Linked DNA regions of Homo sapiens: region 2 is linked to region 1. Evidence: read pairs that join two places in POLR2A ChIA-PET (ENCODE). Cell type or tissue: Caco-2. All regions are shown on one strand. Each heading gives the region's core, and the rest is flanking DNA. Links, peaks and the distances in the headings are about the cores only.

Evidence for each region. ChIA-PET counts read pairs that join two places held together with the same protein. Peaks named below come from ENCODE experiments on the same cell type or tissue, not always from the same donor. Only the 100,000 strongest peaks of a DNase experiment are listed, where the experiment ranks them.
Region 2: POLR2A ChIA-PET joins it to region 1 with 6 read pairs; 2 of 35 experiments call an interaction of 5 or more read pairs at or near these places.

The regions. Positions count from the first base shown.
Region 1 is chr11:70,050,802-70,066,849 of GRCh38, reverse strand. LINC02753 (long intergenic non-protein coding RNA 2753) reads left to right here and starts at 1,479. Exons shown (of 2, transcript NR_120529.1): 1 at 1,479-2,927; 2 at 10,315-10,620. It also overlaps a transcript of ANO1 not described here. In Caco-2, for the core only: no CTCF peak of the experiment used is centred there; a DNase peak (open chromatin) is centred at 6,959.
Region 2 is chr11:69,887,198-69,903,245 of GRCh38, reverse strand. No RefSeq gene overlaps it. Among named protein-coding and RNA genes, the nearest start is that of FGF3, 76 kb to the right of the region's middle. RefSeq lists enhancers at 11,560-12,155, 14,351-14,645. In Caco-2, for the core only: no CTCF peak of the experiment used is centred there; no DNase peak of the experiment used is centred there.

The DNA.
Region 1 (16,048 bases), core at 3,869-11,868:
CCGGGGCAGAGTGTCCCTCCTGGGGCTGACTGGTCTATGACTGTGGTCAGGTTGTGCCAGGACAGCCTCCGGGGTGCTTTGCTCCACCGTGGAGTTACGGTGATGGAGCTGGCAGCATCCCTGCCGCTGAAGGGGGTCTAATCTCCACGGGAGACCAGACGTCTCTGCTGTGCCGTCATTCAGGGAGGCCAAAGTCAGGGCTGCCACCCACCCCGCCCCCGCCACCAAATCACCAAGGAGAGGAGGACTCCATGTGCCCTCAACACATTGCAGACATTTGGCAAATGTTTGTGGGGGTGATTGTCCCAGGAGACTGTTGGGCATGGCTGACTCATCTATCAGAATGGAACTTTCTAGAGACTGATGATGGGTGCCAGGCACAGGCCTCCTCCCCCTCTGTCCCTGCAACCCTGCAGGGTGTCTTTGGACAAGTCATGTGGGCTCTGGGACCCCTGTTTCCAACTCAGTCCCAATAAGAAGACAGGCTGTTGAGATGTTAAGAGTGGGCCCCAAACACCAAGCATGGGGTCCCTTGGGAATGCAAGCTCAGGGCCTGGGACCCTTAGTGCCCACGAGGGCAGCTCGGCATCTGACCCCCTGCTTGTAATCACTGTTTATTATCACAGCTGTCACAGACTTGGCCATCTGCTCCAGTGACCTCCAAACCTGTCACTCTTTCATTCACACAATGGACATTCATTCATTCATTCATTCAGCGACACTTCTATGTGCCAGACACAGAACCGGGGCTGGGTCACGGAATAAACAATGCAAACAAGTCCCTGCTCTACTCCCACAGAGCTTACCTTCCAGCGGGGAGGCAGAGCAAAACCAGGAGCCAGAAAGGCAAACCGATGCATACACAGGAATATCAGATGGTGATGACTGCTGTGGAGGACGGAAGCAGGAAGAGGGGACGGCGGGCTAGCGAGTGTGGGGGCAGGCGTGGGGAGACACGACGTGGGTGGCCGTGGAAGGCCCTTCCGGGGAAGTGACATCTGAGCAGAGATCTTCTCCCCAGGAGCCAGCCCTGACAAGACTGGGGAGGAACATTGCAGGCAGCGGCACAGCCAGGTGAAGGCCTTGAGGCTGGGAAGAGTTGTGTGTGCTGGGGACAAGAACTGAGGTCAGCCAGGCTGGGGCACCCTCCAGCTAGGGGGACGACGGGGGACAAGGGCAGAGAGGAGGTTGGGAGGGCCAGGCCAACTAGGGGGACGACGGGGGACAAGGGCAGAGAGGAAGTTGGGAGGGCCAGGCCAACTAGAGGGACGACGGGGGACAAGGGCAGAGAGGAAGTTGGGAAGGCCAGGCCTGCAGGGCCTTCAGGCCAGGAGGGCACTGGGATCCTCTGCTGGGAGGAGGGGCTGGAAAGGTGGCCCCCACAGGGGACCGATGCTGTCTGAACTGTGAGGTCACAATGATCCCGGGGCTGCTCCTGGATTCAGCGAGCTGGGGGTAGTGCCCAGGAAACACATTTTAGTCAAGGCCCCCAGGTATCTGGCACAACCCCGGCAATATGCAAAGCCTCCTCTAATGATGGTTGAATCCAGGAGACCCCAACCGCTGTGATGGAAACCTCGCCACCTCCAGAGGCAGCCGATGACTCCTGGGGCAGCCCCACCCGGCTCAAAGGCAACCTGCTCCACAGAGCCAGCCCCATCCCTAGGCTTGGAGCCAAACAGGATTGCTCCTTCATAAGAAAAAAAAATCAGAGCTACAGAGTCAGCCGTCTTAAAAAGCTCCCTGCATTCTTGCCTTGCCCAGCCAAGCAGCCTCAGGTCCCCCTGCTCCCTGTACCTGGCTGGGCTCAGAGCCACTCTCAACCACATATTTTTTAAGTCCTTTGTCCCAGACTATGAACGGCATGGAAACCAATTGAGGACTGGGGGTGGCAGCTTGTGTGTGTGACTGCTTGAGCTCTGGAGGGTCCTTCTACTGTCAGCGCCTCCCCATCCCCCACCCCCATTCTTCTGTGATGGCCCCGAGTGTCTGTAATGCATCCCTCAACTTTTCATCTGCCAGTGAGACTCACAGAGCAAATAGCCCAAGGAAAGACAAACTATGGATCAAACTCATACTAAAGTATAAATGACTTTCTTCTCCCAGATCATTTTGATAGTGAACAGGACAATCAGCATCAGGCCCACAGACGGCGAGGGATGGAAGGAGTGGAGGAAGAGAACTTCCCACGGCAAGGGGAAAGGGAAGAAGGAAGAGGCTTGGAGGAAGGGGGACAAGGAAAACTTTTATTTCCTTCTCATCTGGCCTGGACTGAGCCAGCTCTTCCTTACCTGCTGCCCCAAACAGGGAGGCCAGCATAGCCAGAGAGGGGGCCAGCGTGTGTCTGATCCCAGGGGCAATATTAAAGTTTGCCTCAGTCCAGGGCGCCCATCTGAAAAATCAGGGCAAAAACAGGACTAAGAACAAAGGAGAAAAAGGCTAAGAGCAAGGGACCACACAGGAACTGAGAAATGATTTCTCAGCTAAGCGTCTGGCCTTTGGAGATGCCTCCCTGCCCATCTGTGTGGCTGGGGTCAGAGAACCCCCACCAGGAGGGTGAGGGGGAGTGAAGAAGGGTGAAGAAGAGACCTGGGGCTCTTCCCGGAGAGTGTGCGTGAGAGCCAGGGGCTGGCTGAGAGGCCACTGGCTTCCAGATGTCCCAGCCTCCATCAGGCCAGACCTACTCCTGCAGGCCAGGGTTGCAACCCCATCAACATGATATAGGGAGCCCGAGGGAAGCAGGACAAACTCTGCCTGATGTTCCTTCCCTCCATCAGCCATCAATCCCCCAGTACAATGAGACGGTCCTCTCAGCTGTGCCCAGCCACAGAAACAGCCTCTGTGCCTTGGGAAAAAATGATGTTGGCGGGCTACACCCCATTCACACTCATGAATCCACTCCAGAAGTCTGAAGACTTTTTCCCCAGGTAAAAAAGAAAGAGGAATCAAAGAAAACAAAGGAAGGGCAGAAAATAAAAGAAAGAAAAGTGAGAACAAGGAAAAGAGAGAGCAAGATTCAGAGGCAGGGAAGACCTGAGTCTGGGAAGAGGGCAGGAATGTACCCTGTGGGGCTGAGGCGTGTCCCTTCATGTCACATCCTGGTGCTGGTGGTGACCTGATTTTGACTCATCCAAAAAATGATCAAAAGAGAGGGAAACAAAGACTAGGTATGACCAGTTCTTATTTCTCCAGAACAAACGGGGTTCTGAAGAACTGGGTTCGCGGGATTAGGAATCCCCATCTTCAGAGGATCACAGTGGTCCTCTTAGGGGCTTTTGGCATTTTTGCTACCATGTGTAATGAGGCACCAAGAACATCATAGGTGAGGTACATGGGAATGCTCGGCTTCCCAGCAAAGGGCAATGTCCTTGTGGTAAGACTTGGAGTCACATTAATTTAATCTTATCTTTAAGAAAGGCAAAAATTCCTCAGCTAAAATGCTCTTGCCGAAGGGTCACTGGTCTCCAGACCACTGTCAGGGGATTGGGATTGTTCTGATAAGATGACAGGTCTGGGCCCGAGGAGCTGAAATTCTCCCTGATCTTGCCTTTCTCTACCCTCATCCCATTCTTTCCTCCCCTCCCTGCTCTTTATTCAACAAACATCAATTGATGCAGTAAAAATCATTATCGGCTGGGCGCGGTGGCTCACGCCTATAATCCCAGCACTTTGGGAGGTGGATCACGAGGTCAGGAGTTTGAAACCAGCCTGGCCAATATGGTGAAACCCCATCTCTACTAAAAAATACAAAAATTAGCTGGGCGTGGTGGCATGTGCCTGTAGTCCCAGCTACTCAAGAGGCTGAGGGAGGAGAATCGCTTGAACCCGGGAGGCAGAGGTTGCAGTGAGCCGAGATTGCACCACTGTACTCCAGCCTGGGTGACAGAGTGAGACTCTGTCTCAAACAACAACAACAACAACAAACAACAACAACAACAAAAAAACAACATAATAGACACATTCTGGTCTATGGCAGTTTCGTGCCCCAGGGAAGTCCAACGTCTTGCCCAATATTTACAGAGTGCTCGTCTAGATAGTCACTGCTTCACCCAAGGAGCTTTCAAATATCCACATTCTAGTACTTCCCGCTCAGAGATTTTCAACAGTCCCTAGTGGGCCCAGAGGACAGGCAGGTTTGGGAACCTGCCCAGTCTCATGGAGGAGAGACATGCACACAGGTGACGGTGATGCCAGAACCCCCTTGCTGAGACAGGCACGGAGCACATGGTAGTCCAGGGGAGGGGGACACTGGGCAAGGCTCCAGAGGGAAAGCAGCTCCTGAACCCTCCCCCAGCTCACCCCAGCATGGTCCGTTCAAAACATGCGGCCCCCATGCACACAAGTTCTCAGTTGTTCTGCTTCATCTGTGTCTACTGGGGGGTGCAGGATCCTCACACAGCAAATGGTTCTTGTCCTGAATGTGTCCCTATATTTGGAGTCCATTGTATTTTCATCATTTAAAAAAATCACCTCGGCCGGGCGTGGTGGCTCACGCCTGTAATCCCAGCACTGCGGGAGGCCGAAGCGGATGGATCACCTGAGGTCAGGAGTTCGAGACCAGCCTGGCCAACATAGCGAAACCCCCATCTCTACTAAAAATACAAAATTAGCCAGGTGTGGTGGTACGCGTCTGTAATTCCAGCTACTTGGGAGGCTGAGGCAGGAGAATCGCTTGAACCTCAGAGGCAGAGGTTGCAGTGAGCCAAGATTGCACCATTGCACTCCAGCCTGGGCAAAAAGAGTGAAACTCCATCTCAAAAAAAAAAAAAAAAAAAAAAAAAAGAAAGAAGGAAAGAGAAAAAAATCACCTCTCTATTTCCAAAGTACCATTGGTTGCATACTCTATTGCTCATCCTCACACAAAGTCTATGAATTACATGGCCTTTGTATTATTAGACCCATTTTGCAGATGAGGAAACTGAGGCCCTGACACTTCCTGTGGTTTACTCAAGATCTTGCAGTTGGAAGCAACAGAGGTAGAGACCCTCCCCTAATTGGTTGACCCTAAGATCAGACTTTTCCTCTGTTGTCGGTCTGAAGCTCTAGCTGTCACAGTCACTCCTTTATGTGTACAACCATCTAAGGCATAAGGTGCTCCAGTAGGCAACTGTTAAGAAGCATCATGGGGAGCTCTGCTTCTGGCCACAAAAGAGTAGCTGCTGTGTCAAGAACATCTATAAAGGCTGGATTAAAAAACAAACAGAGAAACTCAGCTGCTATAGGTAGCTGCTAGAAGGAATTGGAAGAAAACCAAGGCAGACAGGACTTGAGGGCTAAGAGAAGGGAGCTTCAGAGAAATAAGCTCAACATTCTGGAGGAGAGAGAGAGAAAGGGAGGAGGGGAGAGAGAGAGAAAGAGAGAGGGGGAGGGGGAGGTGGGGAGAGAGAGAGAGAGAAGGAGAGAGAAAAGAGGAGGCAAAAATTGGAGTTCTGGCACCCACCAATCCCAACAACTCACCTGGAATGTTCTGCCCAAGGCTTCAGGGACAGCCCACACTAATTTGGCCAGGCCCTTTCTCATGATCTGCTTTCTTTTCGCCCATCTGCCTCCCACCTTATTCAATATTTTGATGATCTTCCTCTTTGCAGCCCCTCTTACCAATCTTCCCAGCAGGACACTATCCTGCTTCTTCAACATCTCTACTCAAAGGGGTACCGAGTATCCCCCTCCAAGGCACAGATTTCTTCCCCTAGCGTTACCTATCTCGGTATAATCCCCCATCAGCATACATGCACCCTTCCTGCACGTTCAGTTAATGTCCCAGACCCCAATCTCCACCACCAAACAACAACTTCTTTAGTTCTTAGGCGTTGTTGGATATTTCCGACTCTGTATCTGGATACCAGGCTTTGCTATCCTAACCAAACCACTTTACAAACTCACAAAGCGTAACTTAACTGATCTCATAGACCCTAAGTTTTTTCCCCATTCCTCCTTTTGCTCTCTCAGAAAGGCCCTGGAGACAACTCCCACACTAGCACTCCCTGACTCGTCCCATCCTTTTTCCTTACACACAGCTGAAATCCAAGGCTGTGCTGCTGGAGCCCTCACACAGGACCCAGGCCCATGACCTGTTGCCTTTCTATCAGAACAAGTTGACCTCACAGTTCTAGGCTGGCTCTTATGTCTGCGTGTGGTGGCAGCTGCCGCTTTAATACTTCTAGAGGCCTTCAAAATCACAGGCTATGCTCCACTTACCCTTTACAGTTCTCACAACCTTCAAGCATTAATATCCTCCTCACACCTTTCACATTTATTGTCTGCCTCTCGACTCCTCCAGCTCTATTCACTATTTGTTGAAACTCCAACAGTAGCTATTACCATGGGCCCAATTTCAGCCCAGTTTCTCACTTAGCACCCAACACAAGTCCTGAACCACACGACTGTGTTTCCCTAATACATATAGCATCTTCTCCCTTTCTTCAGGGTTCTGTTCTTCCAATTCCAAACCCAGACCACACTTGGTTTATCGATGGCAGTTCTTCTAAACCCAATCAATTTTCACCAGCTAAAGCTGGATATGCTGTCGTGTCCCACACCTCCATTATGGAAGCTGCTGCACTTCCTCCCTCCACCACTTCCCAACAAGCCGAACTGATTGCTTTAACTCGTGTGCTCTCTTTCACTGAAGGAATGCACATTAACATTTATACTGACTCCAAATATGCTTTCCACTTCCTCCATAACCATTTTGCCATCTGGGCCGAAAGAGGCTTCCTTACCACACAAGGCTCTTTCATTGTCAATGCCTCCCTAATAAAGGCTCTCCTTAAGACTGCTCTCCTGCCGCCAAGGCTGGAGTCATTCATTATAAAGGACACCAGAAACCTACTGATCTTATTGCAAAGGAAAATGTCTATGCCAAGAGGACAGCAAAAAAAAAAAAAAAAAAAAAAAAAGGCCAACGCCTCCACACCCGCTAATATCCCAGCCCCCACTCCAGAAGGCCAGTATTTTTCTTTCTCCTTTATCAGTCCCACCTACTCTTCTTCTGAAAACCTGCTCTACCAGTCTTTTCCAACTCAGGGCAAGTGGTCCTTCGATCATGGAAAATTCATTCTTCTTGCCTCACAAGCTCAGTCCATTCTTTCTTTCCTTCATGATCACTTCTACGTGGGATACAAGCCTCTGGCTTACCCACCTCCTCCTTCCCTTCATGGAAATCCATCCGTAAGACCATCACCTCTCAATGTTCTGCCTGCCATGCCACTAGCCCCCAAGGCTTTCTCAGGCCTCCTCCTTTTCCTACGCATCAGGCTTGTGGATTTACTCCAACACAAGATTGGCAGATTGACTTTACTCATATGCCCCGTGTCCGTAAATTTGAGTATCTCCTGATTTGGATCAACACCTTCATCGGATGGGTCAAGGCCTTTCCCACTAGCTCCAAAAAGGCTACTGCAGTCATCCCTTCCCTTCTAACAGATATAATTCCCCGACTTGGCCTCCCTACTTCTATTCAATCTGACAATGGTTCGGCTTTTTTTTTTTTTTTTTTTTTGACAGTGTCTCGCTCTGTCGCCCAGGCTAGAGTGCAGTGGTATGATCTCAGCTCACTACAAGCTCCACCTCCCAGGTTCATGCCATTCTCCTGCCTCAGCCTCCTGAGTAGCTGGGACTACAGGCGCCTGCCACCACACCTGGCTAGTTTTTTTTTTGAAACAGAGTCTGGCTCTGTCGCTCAGGTTGGAGTGCAGTGGCACAATCTCGGCTCACTGCAAGCTCTGCCTCCCTGGTTCACACCATTCTCCTGCCTCAGCCTTCTAAGTAGCTGGGACTGCAGGCGCCCGCCACCACGCCCAGCTAATTTTTTGTGTTTTTTTTTTTTTTAGTAGAGACGGGGTTTCACCGTGTTAGCCAGGATGGTCTTGATCTCCTGACCTCGTGATCTGCCCGCCTCAGCCTCCCAAAGTGCTGGGATTACAGGCGTGAGCCACCGCACTCGGCGGACAATAGTCCAGCTTTTATTAGTCAAATCACCCAAGCCGTCTCTCAGGCTCTCGGTATTCAGTGGAACCTTCATACCCCTTACCGTCTTCAATCTTCAGGAAAGGTAGAATGGACTAATGATCTTTTAAAGACACACCTCACCAAGCTCAGCCTCCAACTTAAAGAGGACTGGACAGTACTTTTACTTCTTGCCCTTCTCAGAATTAGCGCCTGTCCTTGAGATGCTACAGGGTACAGCCCTTTTGAACTTTTATATGGATGTGCTTTCTTGCTTGGCCCCAACCTTGTTCCAGACACCAGCCCTCTGGGCAACTATCTTCCAGTCCTCCAGCAGGCTAGACAGAAAATTCACCAGGCTGCTAATCTTCTCACAACCTTCCGTAGCTTCTCTAATAACTTCTCTGCTAGCATCGCAGACATATCACAAACTTTATTAATCCTTCAGGCCCAGGTTGACTCTTTAGCTGCGGTTGTCCTCCAAAACCGCCAAGGCCTTGACTTACTCACTGCTAAAAAAGGAGGACTCTGTATATTTTTAAATGAAGAGTGTTGTTTTTACCTAAATCAATCTGGCCTAGTATATGACAACATAAAAAAACTCAAGGATAGAGCCCAAAAACTTGCCATCCAAGTAAATAATTATGCTGAACCCCCTTGGGCACTCTCTAATTGGATGTCCTGGGTCCTCCCAATTCTTAGCCCTTTAATACCTGTTTTTCTCCTTCTCTTATTTGTACCTTGTGTCTTCTGTTTAGTTTCTCAATTCATACAAAACCACACCCAGGCCATCACCAATCATTCTATACAACAAATGCTCCTTCCAACAACCCCACAATATCACCCCTTACCCCAAAATCTTTCTTCAGTTTAATCTCTCCCACTCTAATTACCCATGCCACCACAATCCTGCTCAAAGCAGCCCTGAGAAACATCGCCCATTATCTCTCCATACCACAGCCAAAATTTTTTGCTGCCCCAACACTTCTCCACTATTTTGTTTTGTTTTTCCACTATTTTGTTTTGTTTTGTTTTGTTTTGTCAGGCCTCTGAGCCCAGGCTAAGCCATCATATCCCCTGTGACCTGCAGGTATACATCTAGATGGCCTGAAGCAACTGACGAACCACAAAAGAAGTGAAAATAGGCAGTTCCTGCCTTAACTGATGACTTTCCACCATTGTGATTTGTTCCTGCCCCGCCCCAACCAATCAATCGACCTTGTGACATTCCTCCCCTGGACAATGAGTCTCATGATCTCCCCTCTGAGCACCTTGTGACCCCTGCACCTGCCTGCAAGAGAAAACCCCCTTTAACTGTAATTTTCCACTGCCTACCCAAATCCTATAAAACTGCCCCACCCCATCTCCCTTTGCTGACTCCTTTTTCGGACTCAGTCTGCCTCGCCTGCACCCAGGTGATTAAAAAGCTTTATTGCTCACACATCACACACACACACACACACACACAAAATTGGAGTTCAGGGTACTCTAAGGAGGTGGAGTCCTAGTAAACTCTCCAGGCTTTCAATCAAGAACTCAGAAAAAGACCTGCTTTCCATAAGTCCTTAAGGCTAATCTCAAATCATCTCCAACCCTGAGAGAAACCAGCTGGTCTTTCTGCATTCTGCCTGCCAAAAAGACAAGAATCCTCTCGGAAGAAGAGAACATCATCTGGAGCCTCCGCATTGTCCACACGTGATATCCAAGATTCAATTAAAAATCACCACACATGCCAGGAAGCAGAGCTAAATGATTAAGAACCACAGAAACAAAACAAAGTAAAACAAGCAAACAAAAACCAAAGGGCAATAGAAACAGACCAACAGCAGATCCAGATATTGGGGTAATTAGACACATCTGTTAATATGATGAATACAGTAAATGGGAAGATGGACAATTTCACTTGAGAATGAGAATGTACAGATAGAATCCATGGGAATTCCAAAGCCAAAAATGAGAATTCAAAAGGTAGGTATAACTGCAGATTAGACAGAATATAAGAGATTAGTTAAACTGAAAGATGGTTAACAGAAAGCATTGAAATTGAAGCACAGGAAAAAAAAAAAAAAAAAGATGTAAAACACAGAAAAGACCATGAGAGACATCCAAGTCTTTTGAACATACCTAACCTATGTGCAGTTGGAACTCTGAAAAAAACAGAAGGGAGAAAATGGGGCAGAAGCAATATTTGAAGTGTCTGACCAAGAATTTTCCAAAACTGATGAGAGACACCAGGCCATGTTTAGTTAAGAATATGATATGCTCTATGAACCCAAAACAGGGTATATTTGCATAATGCCAGTTTTATTTTTTCCTTTTCAATCCATAGCTTTTTATTTATTTTTCTTGCGTTATTTTTTTTCCTAGGACATCTAGCACAATGTTGAAAAGTATGGCCCAGACCCTATCAGAATAATCCCAGCCCATCATAGCAAAATTGGTGAAAACAAAAAAAAGGGAAAAATGACAAAACAGCCAGAGGAAAAAGACATCTATTTTCAAAAGATTAATAATAAGGCAAATGGCTGACTTTTCAACAGAAGCAATAGAAACCAAAGACAATAGAGTGACATATTGAAATTGCTGAAAGAAAATTACTGCCAATCTAGGGTTCTGTATCTAGAGAAAATATCTTTCAAAAATGAAAACAAAATAAATATGTTTTTGGATGAACAGAAACTAAGAGAATTCATTTCCAGCAGACCTGCACTAAAAGAAATAGTAAAAGGAATTTTTAGACAGAGGGAAAATAATCCCATATGAAAGTATGATAAGGTAGAAGAGAATAAAGAACATTGGAAAGGAAAATATATATGTGAGTAAAGCTAAATGAATATTGATTGTTTAAAATAGCAATAACAATGTCTTGTGGGGATTAAATGTAAGTAATATTAATACATGACAAAAATAAACAAAAGGTGGGGTGGGAGGGAAGGTAAATGAAGTTAAAAGCATTTCTAAAAGTTAAGGTTTTCACATTGTCCAAAGGTGGTGTAAATATTGTTTTAAGAAAGACTCTAAAAAGCCAGGGATGCATGTGGCAATTCTAGTGCAACCAATTGAACAATAATAAAGAAATGTATAACTAACGAAATAATAGAAGAGATATGGCAATTAAAAAAAAGAATTGATTAACCGAAAAGTCGGAGGTGAAAAAGTCCAAAAAACAAATGGTACAGCTATAAAACTTATAGTAATATAGTGGTTGTAAACCCAGACATATATCAGTAATTATAATAAATATAAATGGTCTAAATATTCCAATTAAATGACAAAGTTATCAGACTGAATTTTTTAAAACTTCAACTATATACTATATACAGAAGACACACTTTAATAAAAAGAACCAGAATGATTAAAAGTCAAATGATGGAAAAATACTAATATTCCATGCAAACACTTGAAAGAAACTTGCTGCAGCTATAGAAATATCAAATAAATATATTTCAAAATAAGAAATTTTACTAGAGATAAAAAGGGATGCTTTATAGTGGTACATCTATTCAACAGAAAGATATAATAATTTTAAATTATGTATATATCAAAATACATAAACCCAAAACTGACAGAACTAAAATAAGGAATAAACCATTAATTGTGATTGTATATTTTAACTTAAAATTTAACACAACTCTTTCAGGAAATCATAGAATTTCATACACACACACAAAATCAACAAAAATTACTGAATATACATATTTTTTAAGTGCACAAAAAATCATTTACCACAATAGACCATGTTAAGCCATAAAGCCAGCCTCAACACAGTTCAAAGGACTGAAATCTTGTCCTCTGATAACAACAGAAACAAGTAAAGACCAATAACAAAAGGACAACTATAAAAAAACTCAGCGTTTGGAAATTAAGTGATACTCTTCTAACTTATCTATAAAACAAAATTAAATCACAGTGAAAATTTAGAAACAGTTTGAACTGGATTTCATGAAAATATGATATCCCATATCGTATTATGGTATCATCATATGTAGCTAAATCTGTGTTTGAAAATAATTGTACAGCCCTAAATGCATTTGAGCCTAAAAAGAAGGCTGAAAATTAATGATCTAAATTTATGACTCGGGAAGCTAAAAAAGGACTGTATATTAAATCCAAAGTAGAAGGACACAAATAATAAAGAACAGAAACCAACAATTTAGAAATCAAATTTATAATGGAGAAATCAACAAAACTAAAATTGCTTATTTAAAAGACTAATAAAATTGATAAAACTCAATCAAGACTCAGGCCTGCCCCTCACAAGAGTGGAGACCACATGCCACATGTCTAAATAGTTAAGTTATAAATCAAGCTAGCAAACAATTGAATGACATATTTGCTGTTTCTACTTTGACAAATATACCTTCCTACAACAGAGAAGGCTAGGTTCAAATTTAGGAGTCTCAGACTCCTTGGAGATGTGTGCCAGCAGCTGAGGTGGTGGGGAGCTGGTGCCTGCCACCCACTTTCACTACCCTGGCACCGTCCTGCACTGTGAGGAGCCTGTGCCTCCAAGGTCTGACCACAGCCCCACAACATCTGCCCCTTAGCTACCTTCTTGGCCTACACCATGTTCCCATGGCTTGCCTTTGAAAGGACAAACCCAGTGGGGATGACTTGCAGGCTCTGGGAGCAGGCTGGGGTCCATTAACATCTAGGCATGGTCTGAATATCTAGGCATGGTCTCGGAAGGGGTGTGTGGGCCCTGGGTGTGCAGTTTCCTTAGCTCCATGGACTTTACACCTGTGACGAGGGGTGAGGAGGAGGAGGACCAGAGCAGGGCAGGGGCCCCTCTTGCCTGGGTCTGAGGGCCATACTGGAGACAGAGTATGAAATAGAGAAGACAGACACAAATGATAGATAACAAGAAAGAGAAAGCAGACATTACGACAGTTTCTACAGACAGGAAAAAGATAATGTCAGTACATTATTAATAACTATTCAAATACATTGGAAAATCTAGAGAAAACGGACCATTTTCCAGAAAAGCACCACTTCCCAACACTTGCCTAAGAAGAGGTAAACAATCACAATGTCCTATATCTACAAATAAATTTGATTTCTAATTAAAATTGTTTTTGCAAAGAGAACTCTAGGCACATAGAGCTCCATTGGTAAAATTTTCTAGACATTTCAGGAAGAAATAACACCAATCTTCCAGAAACTCTTCCAGGAATAGGGAGAGAGACCATTTCCCAATGAATTTGAACCTGAAAAGGATATTACAAGATGAGACAATATTTCTTATAAATATACATATATCTTATAAATCCTAAACAAAAATACCAGCAAACCAATTCCATTAACAAGGTTAAAATATTATGACCAAACTGAACTTATTTCAGGGATGTAAGTTTGGTTTAATACTCAAAAATTAACAAAATAAAGGAGAAAAAAACCCAAATGATCATCTTGGTAGGTGCTACAAAAAGCATTTGGTAAAATTTAACACCTGTGTATAAGAACTCTTAGCAAATTAAAGAGAAATGACTAAACCTACAACAAATGGCATGTTAAATAGTAAGGTATTGAAAGCTGTACCCTGATGTTGGAATTGAAACACAGATGTCTGCCACGTCCACTCCTATTCAACATTGCACTGGATGTTCTAGGGATGTAATAAGGCAAGAAAAAGAAATAAAAAGTTATGGATTGGAAAGGAAAAAATAAAACTGACTTTATCCCCAAAAGCATGATTTTGAAAGGAGAAAATCCAGATGAACTATTGGAATTAAAAAGTAAATTTGGCAAACCAGATGAACTATTGGAATCAAAAAGTAAATTTGGCAAAGTCACTGAATACAAGATTAACACTCAAAAGTCAATTGTTCTTCTATATACTAAGAACAAACAAAATCCTAAAAACTCATGCCTTTTTAAACAACATTAAAAAAATTAAATGCATAAGAACAAACAAAAAAGATGCATGACTTCAATAAAGAAAAATCACCAAACATTACTAAGAGAGACAAAAGAAAACTGGAATGAATGGCAGGATGGTCCATGTTCATGGATTGGAAGACTCAATATAGTATAACCATTAATTCTCTCCAAACTGGGGCCGGGCGCAGTGGCTTAAGCCCAGGACTTTGGGAGGCCAAGATGGGTGGATCATCTGAGGTCAGAAGTTTGAGACCAGCCTGGCCAACATGGTGAAACCCTGTCTCTACTAAAAATACAAAAAAATTGGCTGGGTGTGGTGGCAGCTGCCTATAATCCCAGCTACTTGGGAAGCTGAGGCAGGAGAATAGCTTGAACCTGGGAGGCAGAGGTTGAAGTGAGCCAAGATCGCGCCATTGCACTCCAGCCTGGGCGAAAAGAAAAAAACCCTGTCTCAAAAAAAAAAAAAAAAAAAAAAAAAAAAAAAAAAAAAAGAAAAGAAAAAGAAATTCTCCCCAAATTGGTCTTGACCTATAGATTCAATATGATCCCAATTAAATGTCAGAAGGCATGTGTGTATGTGTGTGTGTCTGTGTAAGAGAGGTTGACAAGCTGATATGGAAATTTATGTGGAAATGCCAAAGGCCAACAAGACTCAAGACTCCCTCAAGGGAAAAGTCAGAGGACATATATTATCTGATATTCATATCGACCAACAATAGTTATAACAGTGTGGTATTCAAGGATACATGGATCAAAGCAGAGATTCTAGAAACTGACCTGCATATATTCCACAATTTGATTTACTGCAAAGGTGCTGCTGTAGTGCAGTGTGGGAAAGGACTGTGTTTTCAATAAATAGTGTGTAATCAGTAAGTGGTGTGAAATCAATAAGTGGTGTGGAATCAATAAATGGTGTGGAATCAATAAATGGTGTGGAGAGTCATAGGGAGAAAGCTGGACCTTGACCTTATGTCATACACAAAGCCAATTCCAGATGCAAAAAGGCCAACCATAAAGCTTCTAGAATATACCACAGGAGGCTACCTTCATGACCTTAGGATGCACAAACATCTCTTAAACAGAATACAGAAATCAGTAACCATAAAGGAAAAGACTGATAAATCTTCAATAAAATTAGAAACTCTGTTGATCAAAAGACAACATTAAGTAAGTGAAAAGGGAAGACAGAGTGGGAGAAGATATTTGAAATACATATAAATCTCAAAGGACTTGTCTCCAAAATATGTAAGCCACTCTTACAAAGGAATAGAAAAAGACAAATAACCCAATTTAAAAAAATTCTTGCATGAGCACTTCCTCAAAAGAGGCTCTTCACATGATCCATATGCCTATGATTTGGTGACCACCAGCATTAGTCCTCAAAAGACACAGCGTAAAACCACAATGAGATACCACAACACACACACCAGAATGGCTGAAAGCAAAACAAAACCAGACCCCAAAACAAAACCTGACAATGTCAAGTGGCAGGGAAGATGTGGCGTTTCTAGACATCTCACACACCTGCTGACATAAGTTTTCATTGGTACAACCACTTTGGAAAACTTGGCAGCAACTCCTGAAGGGAAACAAGCTTGTCTTACGACCCTGAAATTTCACTGTTACATAGGAGTCCAAACTGGAAACAACCCAAATGCTCATCAACAGGAAAACTGTGGTGTGTTTATACAACAGAATACTCTAGAACAACAAGAATAAAGGACTTCTACATGTAACTATGTTGAAGAATCTAACATATGAGGTTAGAGCAAAAGCTTGCTTCCACCTGAATTCAAAAACAGGCAAGTTGAATCCACAGTGATGGGTGCAGGGTAATGACTGGGGGTGGGTGGGCATCATAAAGGAGGCTTCAGGGGAGCTGGTAATGTTCTTTAGCTTGATCTGGGTGGTAATCATCAGATACATTCATGTTGTAAAAATTCATCAAACTGTAAAATTATGATCTGTACACTTTCATGAATGTCTACTGCAATAAAAACTGTTTGCTCTGAAATAAAAAAGTGCATATGGCAATGGTAGTTTCTTGAAGCACAAATAAGCCCAGGTAAATGCTGACACTGGTGGTCAGCCATGCATCACGTTGCTTTCCATCCTCAAGAGAATTTCCAAGCATGTCCTCTCCCTTAGTTTTCCTATAACCTTGTTAGTATCCCCATTTGACAGATGAGGAAATTGAGGTCAGAGATGTAAGTGAACTTGC
Region 2 (16,048 bases), core at 2,571-10,570, 160 kb after region 1:
CAAACCATTCCTGTGTGGTTAGACGGAAGAAAATCACATGCTTCGGGAAGTGTGAAATTCTCCCTTCCTTGCACCTGAACCCCCGGACCACATTTCCAGAGACAAGGTCCTCCCTCCCTTCCTTTTTTCCTTCCTTCTTTCTGACAGACTCGCTCTGTTGCCCAGGCTGGAGTGCAGTGACATGATCTCAGCTCACTGCAACCTCTGCCTCCCAGGTTCAAGTGATTCTCGTGCCTCAGACTCCCGAGTAGCAGGGACGACAGGTGCACACCAGCATACACAGGTAATTTTTGGTATTTTTAGTAGAGACGGAGTTTCACTATGTTGGCCAGGCTGGTCTTCAACTCCTGGCCTCAAGTGATCTGCCCGCCTCAGCCTCTCAAGCTGTTGGGATTACAGGCGTGAGCCACCACAACTGGCCTGCTTTGTTCTTTTCTGAAGTAGTCAAAATTAAAAATATATTGTGAAAGACACCCCCTCCAACACACACCCTTTTCTGGCAGTGGAGGTAATCCAGGCATCTGTGACAGCTTCCAAGTCTGGGTTTCCTGGGGACGTGACCAACCGGTGACCTATTGACCACTGTCAAAATAGGGACACAAGCCATGGGGAAGTAGTTTCCCTTCACACCACTTCCTCAAGGGTCCATGTTCAGCGCTCTCACGGGTCCTCAAACACGCTCCAGGCACAGCCATCCCGGGGAGCACACAGCCAGGCCTGGCGCGCCCAGCTGTGCCCTCTCTCTGTCTTGCCTGACTTATCGAGAGATCTCTGGCTCTGCTCAGATAGATTTTGCTTGTTCTTTTTCATGGTTTCGTGAAAGTCTGTTCCATCAGTTGTCATAATTTGTCACATTCGTTGCTATTGTTTTTCTATCAACAACGTGGCAGCAGCACCCTTGAGCCTCTGCCTCTGCGCAGAGGTGGGAAGGTATTAGTGGGGTTAACTCCAAGACCATGAAGGCCAGCTCAGAGGGTGTGCTCATTTAAACACTGGTAGACACAGCTTCGTTGCCCTCTGAAAAGCTTGTCCCAGACGACTGTCCGGAGCAGCGATGGGGTGGGGGTGGGAGGAGTGTGACCTCAGGGTACACCAGGCCCATTGCCTCAAGAAGAACAAGCTGAAAACAATACACACGATGTGATGCTGTCTTATAAATGAAAAGAAAAGGCCGGGCGCGGTGGCTCATGCCTGGAATCCCAGCACTTTAGGAGGCTAAGCTGGGCGACCACCTGAGGTCAGGCATTCAAGACCAGCTTGGCCCTCATGGCAAAGCATGGCTGTCTCTACTAAAAATACAAAAAATTAGCCAGGTGTGGTGGCACATGCCTGTAATCCCAGCTACTTGGGAGGCTGAGGCAGGAGAATCGCTTGAACCCAGGAGACGGAGGTTGCAGTGAGCTGAGGTCATGCCACTGCACTCCAGCCTGGATGTTATGGCAAGACCTGGTCTCAAATAAAAAAAAAAAAAGAAAGAAAGAAAGCAAGAAAGAAAGAGAGAAAGAAAGAAACAAAGAAAGAGAAAGAAAGAAGGAAAGAAAGAAAAGAAAAGAAAAGAAAGAAAAGAAAGAAAGAAAGAAAGAAAGAAAGAAAGAAAGAGAAAGAAAGAAAGAAAGAAAGAAAGAACCTGACCCCCAAACAAGTCAGGTGCCAATAGCTATGTTTAAAGGAATGAAGCGCATTGCCTGGAATACACAGAGGGGATTTCCCTGGGAAGGGGGAGTGGATGAGAGTTGGGGGAAGGCGGAAGGAGCTTTAGCGTGATTAGTAATACCATTTTCTCTTCGTTTTTTTTTTCAGGGCAACATATTCTTATCTATTCATTCTATGGTTTCAAGATAATAAATACATATTTTAAAAGACTAAGGAAGTAAGTAAGCTATTAAAATATTAGCTTAAAAATGATTAATTCTGGGTGAGGAATATAGATGATTCCTACTTTTTGCCCCTCCCTCCCTCCCTCCCTTCCTTTTTTCCTTCCTTCTTTCTGACAGACTCTTGCTCTGTTGCCCAGGCTGGAGTGCAGTGACACGATCTCATCTCACTGCAACCTCTGCCTCTCAGGTTCAAGTGATTCTCGTGCCTCAGACTCCTGAGGAGCTGGGACGACAGGTGCACACCACCATACCCAGCTAATTTTTGGTATTTTTAGTACAGATGGAGTTTCACTGTGTTGGCCAGGCTGGTCTTCAACTCCTGGCCTCAAGTGATCTGCCTGCCTCAGCCTCTCAAATTGTTGGGATTACAGGCATGAGCCACCACAACTGGCCTGCTTTGTTCTTTTCTGAGGTAGTCAAAATTAAAAATATATTGTGAAAGACACCCCCTCCAACACACACCCTTTTCTGGCAGTGGAGGTAATCCAGGCATCTGTGACAGCTTCCAAGTCTGGGTTTCCTGGGGACGTGACCGGCAGGTGACCTATTGACCACTGTCAAAATAGGGACACCAGCCGTGGGGAAGCAGTTTCCTTGTAGTTTGGCCAAGAAATTTCTTGTTCCTATGACTCAGCAGCAGCTAGCAGGCACCCCAGTGGTGGCCGGGGCCATACACTGCTGGTCACTGACCCCGGCTGGCCAGCTGGGCACTCATTCTGCTTCCGCAGCCCTGGGGAGCTGGCCTGTAGTCTAATCCCAGCCCTCGGTGGTCACTCCAGCATTTGTGTTTGCCGTCTGGGTGCAGGATGGTAGGGGTGTGCTGGTGGCCGCAACTCAGGCAGGATAGCAAAGGTTGGTTGGGGTTAGACCAGGGCAAGGGGGCCTTTCAAACCTTCCCCTTCCTGGGGCTGGTCACATAGGTAATTTAAAAATTTCTACTAGCCACAATAAAAAAGTAAAAGGAAACAGGTGAACTTAATTTTAACCCTATATTTTGTTTAACCCAATAAACCCAATATATTAACATTTCAACATGAAATCGATATCTAAGTATTTGTGAGATATTGTCCATGTTTATTATTTTCTTTCTTTCCTTTTCTTTCTCTCTTTCTTTCTTCTTTCTTCCTTCTTTTCTTTTCTTCTTTCTCTTTCTTTCTTTCTCTCCCTCCCTCCCTTTCTCTTTCTTTCTTTCTTCCTTTCTCTTTCTTTCTTTTTCTTTCTTTCTCTCCCTCCCTCCCTTTCTCTTTCTTTCTTCCTTTCTCTTTCTTTCTTTCTTTTTCTTTCTTTCTCTCTCTCCCTCCCTCCTTTTCTCTTTCTTTCTTCCTTTCTCTTTCTTTCTTTTTCTTTCTCTTTCTTTTCTTTCTTTCTTTTCCTCCCTCCCTTTCTCTTTCTTCCTCTTTCTCTCTTTCTCGTTCTCTCCTTCTCTTTCTTTCTCTCTCTCTCTCTCTCTCTCTCTCTCTCTCTTTCTTTCTTTCTCATTCTTTCAACAGAGTCTCACTCTGTCACCCAGGCTGGAGTGCAGTGCTGTGATCTTGGTTCACTGCAACCTCTACCTCCCGGGTTCCAGTGATTCTCCTGCCTCAGCTTCCTAAGTAGCTGGGACTACAGGCATGTGCCACCACGCCAGGCTAATTTTTTGTATTTTTAAGTAGAGACAGGGTTTCGCCATGTTGGTCAAGCTGGTCTTGAACTCCTGGCCTCAAGTGATCCACCCGCCTCAGCCTGCCACAGTGTTGGTACTACAGGCGTGAGCCGCCATGCCCGGCCTTATTTTCATACAAAGTCTTCAAGATCCCATGTGCATGTTACACTCACAGCATGTCTTCAACTGGACTTGCCACAGTTCAAGCCACGTGGCCACAGATGGCCTGGGGCTGTCCTGGTGGAACTGCATCCACCGGCCAGTCTAGGCTATCATGGCCTTAGAGGTCATTAACACCTTTCAGAAAAGAGCAGTGGGAAATCAATATAGCAAAAAGATATCTAGGCCACTTCCCCTGCTCTCTCCTCGGCTGGAAGGCAGGCGAAGCTCTAATGTGTCAGCTCTGTAACCAGAATGGGGAGGGGGCCTCAGCCAGTGTCCACCCCCAGCAGAGTGAGCAGGCACTGCATAGCAGGTGCACAGTCAGGGGCCCCATGCCTGTAACATGGATGCATCTTTAGAATGCAGCCCTCGGGAATAAAGTCTGGAATTCAGCTACAGCATTGTACTGATGTTGGTCTCTTCATTTTCTAAATGTTTATATGGCTATGTAAGAGGTTAATATGGAGGCAAAGAGCACGTGGGGACTGTTAGCACTATCCTAGCAACTTTTTAATAATTCTACAGTCATTCCAAAGGTATAAGTTTATGTAAAAACAACACTCGATTGAAAGTGAAGAATGGATTGAAATCTATAACAAAGTCCTATTCACTTCAATTAAAAATATACAGACTGGGCACAGTGGCTCACGTCTGTAGTCCCAGCACCTTGAGAGGCCGAGGTGGCGGATCACCTGAGGTCAGGAGTTCAAGACCAGCCTGGCCAACATGGTGAAACCCCTTCTCTGCAAAAAATAGAAAAATTAGCCAGGCATGATGGCAGGTGCCTGTAATCCCAGATACTTGGGAGGCTGAGGCAGGAGAATCACTTGAACCCGGGAGGCAGAGGTTGCAGTGAGCTGAGAGTGTGTCATTGCACTCCAGCCTGGGTGACAGAGTGAGATTCTGTCCCCACCTCCCACCAAGAAAAAGAAAAAAAAAAAAAAAATATATATATATATATATATATATATATATATATTAGGGTGTTATCTTACCACTCAAATACCTCTGCAGAATTTGACCTTAGTTTTCAAATCAGACTCAAGAATGATCTTTTGTGTGTGTGTGTGTGTGTGTGTGAGTGTGTGTGTGTGTGAGAGAGACTTGGTCATGGACACAATAGCTTCTGGAAGACTTTTTCACGGAGAGTATGGGGGCTTCTTTGGCCAAATTGGGCAGGTGCAGGTTCCATCTGCTTGGCAGCTGCCACCTGGTCCACAGCATGTCTGCGGTGTCGTGCTCCTCTCCAGAGGTTTCTGCCACAGAATCTACTCCTTTGCTGAGCTCTGGCCCTGCGCTTTCCAAGAAAGGCCACAGGGACTGCCAGGATCCCACTCCCTCAGACCCTGCAAGTCATACAAAGCATGCCTTTTGAGCAAAGGAAATTAAAAGAAATTAATAAGAGAAAAACAACTGAAAAATCCCTACCAGATTTAGGACACAGATACACTTTTAGCTAATGCATGGGTCAGAGAAGAAATCATAAAGGAAATTAGAAAGTAGTTGAAACTGAACAAAAATGAAAAAAAGAACGGCATGCCAAAAATTGTGGGATGCCGTTTAAGCAGTATTTAGGGGGAAATCTAGATAACACTAATGGTCTATATTAGAAAAGAAGAAAGGTCTCCAATCAATGACCCAAGTTTCTACTTTGAGAAACTAGAAAAAAGAAAAGCAAATTAAATCGATAGTCGAGGTGTGTATGGACATAAATACAGACAAATACATCAATGAGCAGAATGGAGAGTCCAGAACCAGACTGAAACACTTGGAGAACTTATTTTAAACAATTGATGCTACCGCAGTTTGGTAGAGAAAGAATAGTCTTTTCAACAAACGGTGCTAGAACCATTGGATATCCATGTGCTAAAATGAAGCAAAGCAAAAAAACAAAAAGAAGCTAAATGCATACTTTGCATCACATACAGAGATTAACTCAAATGGATCATAGACCTAAATATAAAACCTACAACATAAAACTTCAAGAAGAAAATAAGAGAACATTTTTATGACTTTGGGTTAGGCAAATATGACTGCGCTATGGCACTGCCGTGACTTGAATGTGTCCCCTGAAGTTCATGTGCTGGAAACTAGATCCCAGTGCAGCAGTATTGGGAAGTGGGGCTTAATGGGAGGTGTTGGGGTCATGGGGTCACCACCCTCATTAATAGATTAATGCCAGTATCATGGCAGTGGGTTTGTTATCAGCAGGGTGTGTTCCTTATAAAGAATGAGTTTAGCCCCCTCTTGAGCTCTCTCTCTCTCCTTCCCCTTGTTCTTCCTTTATGTTATAATGCAGCAAGAAGACCCTCACCAGATGCAGCCCCTCAGTCTTGGACTTCCCAGCCTTCAGAACCATGAGAAATAAATGTCTTTTCTTTATAAATTACCCAGTCTGTGGTATTCTGGTATAGCAGCACAAAACAGACTATGACAGACATCAAAAGCATGACCCATACAAGAAAATAATTACTGAACTGAACTTAGGCAAAACTGTAAATGCTTGCTCGTTCAAAGACATTGTTCTGTTAAGAGAATATAAAGATAAACCTCAGACGGGGAGAAAATATTTACAAGTCATATATCTGATGAAGAGCTTGTATCCGGAATGCATCAAGAACTCTCAATTCTCAAAAACAGGGAAACAAACAATCTAATTTTTTAAATGGGCGAAGGATTTGAGACAAATTCAACAAAGAAGATATGTATGGCAAATAAGCCCATGAAAAGATGCTCAATGTCATTAGGCATTAGGGAAATACATGCTAAGACCACAACGAGATATTACACTAGTAGAATTTTAGCCAGTAGAATGACTAGAATTCAGAAGCAAGCATGTTGAGGAGAAACTGAAACTCCATTTACTGCTTATGGAAATGCAAAATGGTTCAACCACTTTGCAACCTAGTTGGGCAGTTTCTTGGAAAGTTAAGCACACATCTACCATACAATCTAGCCATTCCACTCCTGGGCATTTACTCAAGAGAAATAAAACCATATGTCAAAAAAATGTTTATAACAGCTTTGCTGATAATAGCTAAAAACTGGAAGCAACTCAAATGGCAGGAAAATGCATAAACAAATGGTGGTTTCACATCCACATCATGAAATACTACTTAGCAACAAAAAGGAATGAATGACTGCTACAAGCAACCACATAGAAGAGTCTCAGGATAATAAGCTGAATGCAAAAGCTGGACAAAAAAGAGCACATGTGGTATGAGTCAATTATATAAAAATCTAGAAAATGCAAACTTACAGTGGTAGAAAGCAGACCAGTGGTTGACTGGTGGGGTGGGGAGGGGTGGGAGGGAGGAACTACAAAGGGGCATGAGGAGGCTTTTTGGGGTGATGGATATGTTCATTATTTTGATCATGGTGGTGGCTTTGTAGGTATATTCATGTAACAACTGATGGAATTGAGCACTTTAAGAACGTGCAGTTGATTGCATATCAGTTGCACCACACTAAATCTACCAACAAAAAATCCATGCCTCCCAAACAACAATGTTCAATTTTTTTTTTTTTTTTGAGACAGAGTTTCGCTCTTGTTGCCCAGGCTGGAGTGCAATGGCGCGATCTCAGCTCACCGCAACCTCCGTCTCCCGGGTTCAAGCGATTCTCCTGCCTCAGCCTCCCGAGTAGCTGGGATTACAGGTATGCACCGCCACACCTGGCTAATTGTTGTATTTTTAGTGGAAATGGGATTTCTCCATGTTGGTCAGGCTGGTCTCAAACCCCCGACCTCAGGTGATCCACCTGCCTTGGCCTCCCAAAGTGCTGGGATTACAGGCGTGAGCCACTGCGCCCGGCCAATAATGTTCATTTAGCAAGACCGCATGCCCACTAAAAGGCATACAATTCCCATTAGAAGGGCTGTTATGGGAGGCAAGGAACTGGATTAGGGTGTAGGGATTAAATAAGTAAAACAAGCAAGACAAAGGCTGAGAAGGGAGTGTTACTGACCCAAGCCAGCTTCTCTGCCAGTCTGTGTGAGACTCACCCATTCAAGTCCCTAGACTCCTTAAGGGTCTATTAGACCCCTGAGCCCCCTGTTTGGAGGCATGAGGTTACCCACAGCCAGGTGACTGTTGGCTGGCTACATCATTGGTCAGAAAACACTTGCTTGGGATAACCAAAGAAATGAACGGATATTTAGAATATGTATTTTTTAGATGTCTGAGTACCCTATGCTAATGGATTTGTCATTCAACAGATATTGATATTGACTACATGCCTCAGTGCCAGGCAGTGATGGAAGGGAGGTGTGGGAGGAAAAGGGTGCCCAGACCCCGGCTGGGTGGGTGTCTGGGTGCTGATGGCAGGAAGACCCCACAGATGGTGTGTTCCTGGGGACAGGGACCAGGTCTGTGTTATTCACCAACAGGGCTCCCTGGCTGGCACAGACAGGGCCCTGGAGTCAAGTGAAGCCTGGCAGTTGAGGACAAGCCAGCTTAGGAAGGCACCACGTAACAGAAGGTTCTTTCTTACAAGGTTTAAAGCAACCCAAAGATTTTCACACCCAAAGGCCTGTGTTTCCGGTGGCATTCGCTTTAGGTAAGCATATCAGTCCAGATTCCCCAGAGGAAAGAATCAATAAACAGAAGCAATAGACTCATAGGGGATGAGAGACAGAGAGAGAGAGAGAGAGACTGATTTTAAGGGATTGACTCACCGCCATGGGGACTGGCAAATTCCTAATCTGTAAGGCCGGCCAGCAGGGTGGAAACCCAGCAGAGTTTCTACGTTACTGACCTGAGGCACAATTCCTTCTTCTCCAGAAAACCTGTTTGTTTGCTTGTAAGGCCTTCAACTGGTGGGACGAGGCCCACCTACATGATAGAGAATAATCTCTTTGACTTAAAGTGAATGGACTGCAGATGTCAGCCACGTCGACCAAATACCCTCCCAGCAGCACCTAGACTAGTGTTTGACCAAACTCCAGGCACTACAGCCTGGCCAAGCTGACACGGAATGTTAACAAGTGAACCACATCCAAATCCTGAAACTGCAGGTGTCAACTGTCCAGGAACAAGTTCCACCTGACTGGCTCCACGGGGCCCGGCCGGATCTTTGGGGGCAGTGCAATTTTTGACAACTCTGCTGACGGCAGCTCCGAGGCTGTCCACACTGGCACCCAGAGCTGTAAAGCCACACATAAATGCCCAGTGCTTGCTGCAAGAATGCACAATTCAAGTGACACTTTAGCTGAGCCCCGAGGGATGGCTTGGCCGGGCGAGGGATTGGAGATGGTAGGCAGAGCCACAGTGTCTGCTTGAGCCGGCAGGGGCAGGGAGCATGCCAGCTATCACGCTGCATCCGTAGGTCTGAACTTTCCCAGACAGTGAGATGGCCTCTGCGGGTAACGAGGGGCCCCCACGTGGTAAAGGGCTGCAGGGTTTGCAGCACGAAGGGACAAGCTGAGTCTGGTGCTCAGGAAGAGTCCCTCTTACTGCCATGAAGATGATAGATTTGGGGTGGGGGCCCTGGGGGTGGTCACAGCAGGTGGAGGGACTAGTTAGAGGCTGGTTTAATAACCCAAGTGAGATGGCGAGTGGGGACAGGAGTGCAGAGCCACCTGATATTCAGGAGCTTGGATCTATAGGACGTGGCAATTTTTGGTGGTGGGCGGTGAAGACAGAGGAAGGCACACTGATGTCTCACTCTCGCAGAGCCCAGAGGGCCTTCCTCCGGCCCCACCCAGGCCTGGGCTCAGAACCTGAGGTCGGCAGACCCTTGAAATGATAGCAAATGCAGCGTGTCTGCACACAACCTCATTTCCCTGTTTGGAGTAGAGATTTTGTAGCTTTCAACGGATTCCCAAAGAGACCCCCAAGGCTGAGAGGGTGAGGACCATGGCCCCCAGGGAAGGAGCCCCTGGCCTGGATTCCTGTCAGAGTGTCTAGCTCCAAGACCGATCCGTGTGTCCCTGAAATGAAGTATGGGTGGGGAATCATTCTTCGATTTGCAAAAATGCAATTTGTACCCAGCTCTGACAGCCTAAAGCACTCCTGGATTATTAGCACAAAAGCAAGGACACAGCCCCAGTCCTGCAAAAAGGGAAGGCCGGGCGGCTCTTCCTGTTGGAAAGAGGCCAGGAGGACATTTGGGGATTTGATTCCTAATTGTTGTTCAGCATCACTGAGGGATGTCTGGCTGAAAGGCAGTCAGTGCTTCTGGTTTCCGAGGGAGGGGTGCAGCCCTGTCTGGCCTCATCGTCCATGTGACTGTCCCAGAGGCTGCCTCCTGCTTTGGCCAGATGGCACCGCCAGCCGCTTGATGACATACGTTCCTGCTCTTGGATTTATTGACACAAGGTGCACAAAGCCTTGCTTAGGCAGGTCAGGGAGGCTCCCCACCTTCAGCCCAGCCCTGCTTCCCTTCAGGGGATAATGACCCAGCCTGGCCACAGGTGCCAGGCTCGGGCCTCTCCAGACCCCAACTCAGAGCCTTTCTTCCCTGCAGAACCTGGAGTGTGGCTGACAGAAAGGCACCCGGACAGGGAGGGACTGGACACTCACTCTGCTAGTCACTCTCCGCCTGCCCCTCCAGGTCCAGCCCCGACTCCTCACCCTGTTTCTCTGCCGCAGGAGACCAGCTGGTTCCCCAGCTTCCTGGCTTTGGAGTCCCCACTTGAAGCGGCCAGTGGGGGTTGCCAGCAACCGATCAGAGCTGGGAAGGAGAGAGGGGCTGGCTTCCTTCCTGCCCAGCCGCAGGGGGCAGTGTGTGCCTCCCCTACGCACAGCCACGACAGCTCCCATCCGGCTCCATGGACAGCTCCCTCTCTTGCTGGGTTCTGTAACTGCCTCCTTCTGGCCTCAGACAATAACAAGGGGCTTCACCAACCATCCTTTCCTGGCTTCCTGATCTCGCCCACCCCTGGGGGTGGGTCATCTGCTTCCTGGGGGCCCTTGACAGATGCATGTGGCGGGAACTGATGGGAACAGCGATGGTAGCAACAATCACCACCACTTACCACGCACAGGCGCGCTCCACCGCACACATGAGCGCTCCACCGCGGACAGGTGCGCTCCACCGCGGACAGGCGCGCTTCACTGCACACAGGCGCACTTCGCCCCACTCACCTCTCTGGACAAACTTATGGAGTAGACGCTCTTGTTAGCCCCCACTTTAGAGATGGGAAAACTGAGGCATGAGGGTGGTAGATGGCAGAGCCAGTAGTCAAGGACACCAGAACTGGGAGGAAACCGGAGCGACCTGGGAATCTTCTCTGGAATACACTTGATCTCTCACAGGATGTGGGGGATCACCTCTGGAGCTCTTGCAGGGGGGCCAATGGGTTCCATAGACCCTGCGGTCAGCGCTGCGGGGCGAGACTGTGGTGCTGACCGCTTGCCCCTCTGGGGTCTGGACTCTCGGTGAATCCCTGCACGGACACCGCGACCCTCTTCTCTGGCCAGGCCCGGGGTCGGCTCACACACTGGTGCCCTCGAGGGCTGGCTGAGTGAGATTTGCTGGCTGTGGCAGTGTCGTCCCTGACGTGAGTGTGACCTCGGTGGCGTATGCACTGCCCCAGACTTACCCCAGCGTTCGAGTGACAGGCACCTTACTGTCCATTTCCTTTCTATTCAAAGAGAAGATTAAAAAGGAAAATTGGTGACCCCGGGGGTAACCGCGGGCGAGCTAAAAATACTCTCAATAAATAAACAAACCGGGTCAGTGATCCAAACACCATGAGGCAGCGATTCCGGGTGTGCAAAGGCCACCATTTATGGCTGTGGGCTTGTTTGCCCAGAGAATGCCCTGCCGGAGATATAGGATAGCAGTATCCCGTGGGGTACGCCGGGGCAAAATGACCCATGTCAAGTCAATAACCTCCGCGCTGCTTCACCTTCTCGTGCTGGAATGCCTTCTGCGTGCCTTCCTGGAAAGCGCCCTGTGGCCCCGTGACCCAGCCTGGGCCGGCACCTTGAGTTGGGCACAAATTCAAGATGACAACTCTTGGAGCCCGTTGGCTGGCGGCAGAATGATGAGGAGACATTCTGCCCGGGCGGTTTATTGTCCGTTCTAGACTGAGAACAATTCCGGGCTGTTACGATGTGATTGCCCTTGGGCGCGTTATCAGCGTGAACTCAGGGCAGAGCAATACCCCTGCCAAGCGGCCGACGCTGTTTCACAGGGAGGGCCCTCCTGCTCTTTCACCCACAGTGGGGCTCGGGGCCATGGGTGCAGGGCTGGAGGAGGATGTGAGGGGCAGCTATTTCAGTCTGGAATATCAGGATTTTAACCCCAAATAAATGTCTTGGTTATTATTTCAGCAAGCGTGCCCTAAATCACCTTGGGAAGACTTGAGCCTTTCAGAGCCTTGGTTTGCATAAAATAGGGGCTGTGTCAGAGCCCCCTTTGTGGGGCTATTGAGAAGATTCCAGAAGATTTCATAGAATGAAGTGCTTAGCACTGAGCCTGGCACAGCATAGGTGGTTGAACATTGATGCTTTTTTTTGTTATTAGTACAGCTGTGTTGCTGATTTTATAGTCGAGATTCCACAAGAGGAAATCGGGTTGGAACATAAAGATATTTGCCCCGTGGATTCTCCAGGGGGTTCCCACACAGTCCCATTCTCACATTCATTTCTCGAGCTGTCCCTCTTATTAGCCTACAGAATGAGCTAGAGCTGCTTCTCGCTGGCAATGGGGAGAGCTCCTTTCTGGGGGACCCCAGCTCCCAGGAGCTGAACTTAGAGGTTGCCAGGCCTGAGGAGAGGGAAATGACCCAGAGATGCTAGGAGGGGCTGGGCCCTCTCAGCACAGGCCTCAGGCTTCTCTTGGAAGCAGGGGTTTGCCATGCAGGAAGCAGGCATGGCCCATGCCCATTGTGGGAGAGGGTGAGGCTGCACCGCCTGCCTGCTTTCTGCCAGCACCCCTTGGCAGGCAGGCGAAGGTAGGCAGGGGCCCTTTGGGACTCTGCTGGAGGAGGTTTGGACGTAGGGCTCTAAGGCCCCTAAAATTTGCTCCATGCATCCTTACACAAGGGAGAGCTCCAGCAGAAGCCAGGGTCTGCGGTCAGGGAAAGGCAGAGGACGGCAAGGGCCATGGCCCTCATCGCACAGACACTGAGGAAGAGCAGGGTCTCACCCTTGGTGGCTCAGCTGGTTTTTGGCAGTGATGGCTTCAGAACCTGGGCCCCCCATCCCCAGCCAATGCTCTCTGGTTTTCCAAAAGGAAATTTCCCTATTATTTCCCTCCTTAGATCCATGAAGGGTATTTATCAATGGCAAAGGATGATGCCCTGCAGGTGTATCAGTGGCCCGTGAGCCAGCTCCATCCAGCCTCAGCAGGAAGAAGCATTTTTCCAAGCATCTCAATGCTCACATTAGTGCTCGATTGGCAATTAGCAAATGTCACAACCCCCTCCTCCCTGAGCGACAGTTGTTTCAGATGTCAAATTCCTGCCAAGCGCCACGTCTTGTTCTAAAACCTCTTTCCAGGGGTACTCGAGGGAAATTAGCATGATGCCAGCCGAGAAGAAAACCCCTCAGAGCTTGAGAATGGCGAGTCCTCCCGGGGAGGGAATTCAGCCGCAGGTTCCTATCGACAGTGAAAGATTAATTGATGCAGAGTGAATTATGGAAATGCGTGAGGCCGTTTCTACCGATGATGCCTTTAAAACCGCGGTCCCCCGCTGCAGCGTCATCGCACACCAGGTCTGCAGAGGGCAGCGGAAGCCCCAGCCTCCTTCTTTTGTCCTCCCCAAGAGGCCCCTCCCCAAAGTTAAATGTGTTTAGAAGTGGGCAGGGGATTGAACAGCCCTGCAAAGCAAACATCACCTCCAACACTGACAATGCGAAAGCGCTTCCTGTGGACCAGGCACTTTGCATGGATTATATTTCCTTTGTTCCCTAAAACAACTCGGAGATAAATTCTATTGTAATTCCCATTTTACAGAGAAGGACACTGAGAGGGGAGGTGACTTGCCTCAGGGGACCCATTCAGGGAGTGCAGAACCAGGATCTGGCCCCAGTGGCCTGTCTCAGAGCTGGGTCCTTACCTGTGCCCTGCCAGGCGAGTGATCTGAATGGGCAGGTGGGGAGAAATCCCGTGCCTCGATTTCCACTAGGAAAGTGTCTTGGTTTTCTGTTCACTGAATGGTTACGAGCCCTTGTCCCTGCAGGCTGGGGGCCAGGGAGGAAGGCTGAGGACCAGGTGGGGAACAGTCTATGTCTCAGAGCTGAGGCTTTCATAGGGGAAGGGGATTCTCGGGGAGGTGAGGGGTGCTGGGTGCTGATGGGAGCTCTGGGGGCACTGCCCAGATCCCCTGGGCTCTTAAGATAAAGTTGAGGGGTCAGAAGGTCCAAGCAGGGCCTGAGATCTCATGTCACTCCGAAGCTTCCAGCAAGGGAGACCCTGGTGGCAATTTCCCAGCGGGTCTCTAAGCCAGAGATACCCAGGAGGCTTTGCTTTCCGGTTTGATATGGGGGCAGCCCAGTCTATTCATGGATGCCCCAGGCTAAGGGGCGTGGCTCTAGACACACATGGATCTGGGCTCTCGAGCATCAGTGTAATAACCTCATTTCTTGAATGAGGTGAGTAAAGCCCAGGACAGAAGGAGGCTCCCAGAGTCCCCAGCAGAGCCAGACTCAGGGCCCTGGTCACCCTTGGCTGGCCAGGACCCAGCACAGGGGCCGTGGAGGTAGGGAAAGCCGCTGGTCCAGAGCATCCCGACCTCCCCCGAATAAAAGGGGTGGCTTTGGTACTGCCTGAGAGTTACAGTTGACTCAGCCCACCTTGGAAGCCAGGTTCTAGGAAAAACCCCTCCCTAAGGAAGAAGGATGCCAGCTGCCTTCAGCCTGGTCCCACTGCCACCACAAGATGGCGCTGTTTTGCGGGGTTTTTGTTTCTGTTTACAACCTGAGCACACTGACCTGGTCTTTCCCACCTTTGATGTTCTTGGGTTTATGGCACTGAAGGTAATTCTGTCGTCCTGGTGCAGAGGGCAGAAGATGCCTTCTTGTAGGGTGCATGCACATGTGTGATCATGTGTCCACGTGTGTGATCATGCGTGCAGGTGCATGTGTGTGCATATGTACCTGTGTGAATCTTGGTATGCATGGCATATGCTCTTGTGTGTTTGTGTATGTCTTTGCCTTGTGTGTGCATGTGTGCATACATGTGAATATGTGTGTTATATGCTCCCATGTGTGCAGGAGTGTGTATATTTGTAGCACTGTGTATGCTCATGTGTGAGCCTGTGCTCATGGACATATGTGTACCTTTGTGTCAGTAGGTATTGTATGCGTGTGTATGTATATGTACATGTGTGTTTGCCTGCAAGGTACATGTGTGCGCCAGTGTGTGCACATGTGTATATTTTGGGCTGTGTGGGGATGTGTGCAGAGGCACATGTGTATGCCTTTTTGCGTGCATGGTGTGCACGTATGTCTGTGTGTGTGTCTGCTGGACAGCAAGAAGGAGCAAGGTCCATCTCCTGTCCTCAGTGGTCCCTCCCCTCCTCTCTTTCTTGGCTAATGTGGCTCAGAGCCTGCATCGGCAGGCGAAAGCTGGGCCTGGCTGGGGGCACCTCCGGGCGCTGCTCCATGCCGCCCTATGGCCACTTGCACCTGGATGCAGGAGCACTGTCTGCTATTTGTCTCCCTTACTGTACTCTGAGCTCCTGGAGGCCAGGTCTGGGTGGTGCTCAACCAGGGCTCCCCAGGTTTGGGCACAGGACCTGGCCTAGAGTAAGAAGTTCGCTAGAGACCAATCAGGTTTCTAGGCCGAATACCGAGGGTCCAGTTGTCAGAAATATCTGAGAGTTCATTTAATTCGCTCGACAGTCCTCTGAGGCAGGCTGCATAATTATTCCATCTTGTGATGAAGAAACAAAGGCACAGAGAAGTTAAGTGACTCACCCAAAACCACCAGCTATGAACAGGCAGAACCAGCGTCCAGCCCAGGTTTGAATCGATGTTTGTGGGTTGAGATGAATAAATTATTCCATTGGCCTGAATATATATTTTTAGCAGGAGGTGCTTTATCTGCATTTTGTTACAGGGATCATAAACCCTCTGTGCCCAGAGCAGGAGGCCATAGGCAGTCCTGCTCAAATGCCTCTTCCTCCAGGAAGCCTACCTGACCTCTCTCAGAGAAAATTTCTGATTCTCTGTGTTCCTGCAGACTTCAGGTTTCCACTTGGAGGTCCTAAGGTGCATAAATTCTTTCCAACCCTGTGAGCAAGAAGCCAGGGTTTTGGGGAGCCACTGAGGATCTGAAGAAATCTGATAAAAGCTCCAGATGCTGGGATCATGTAGGTGTGCACAGAAATCATCCCCAGTTTGAGAGGGTTCACTGACAATGCAGCTCAATGTTGGGCCTCGGCTAGAGCCCTGAAATGATAGAGACACCTGCC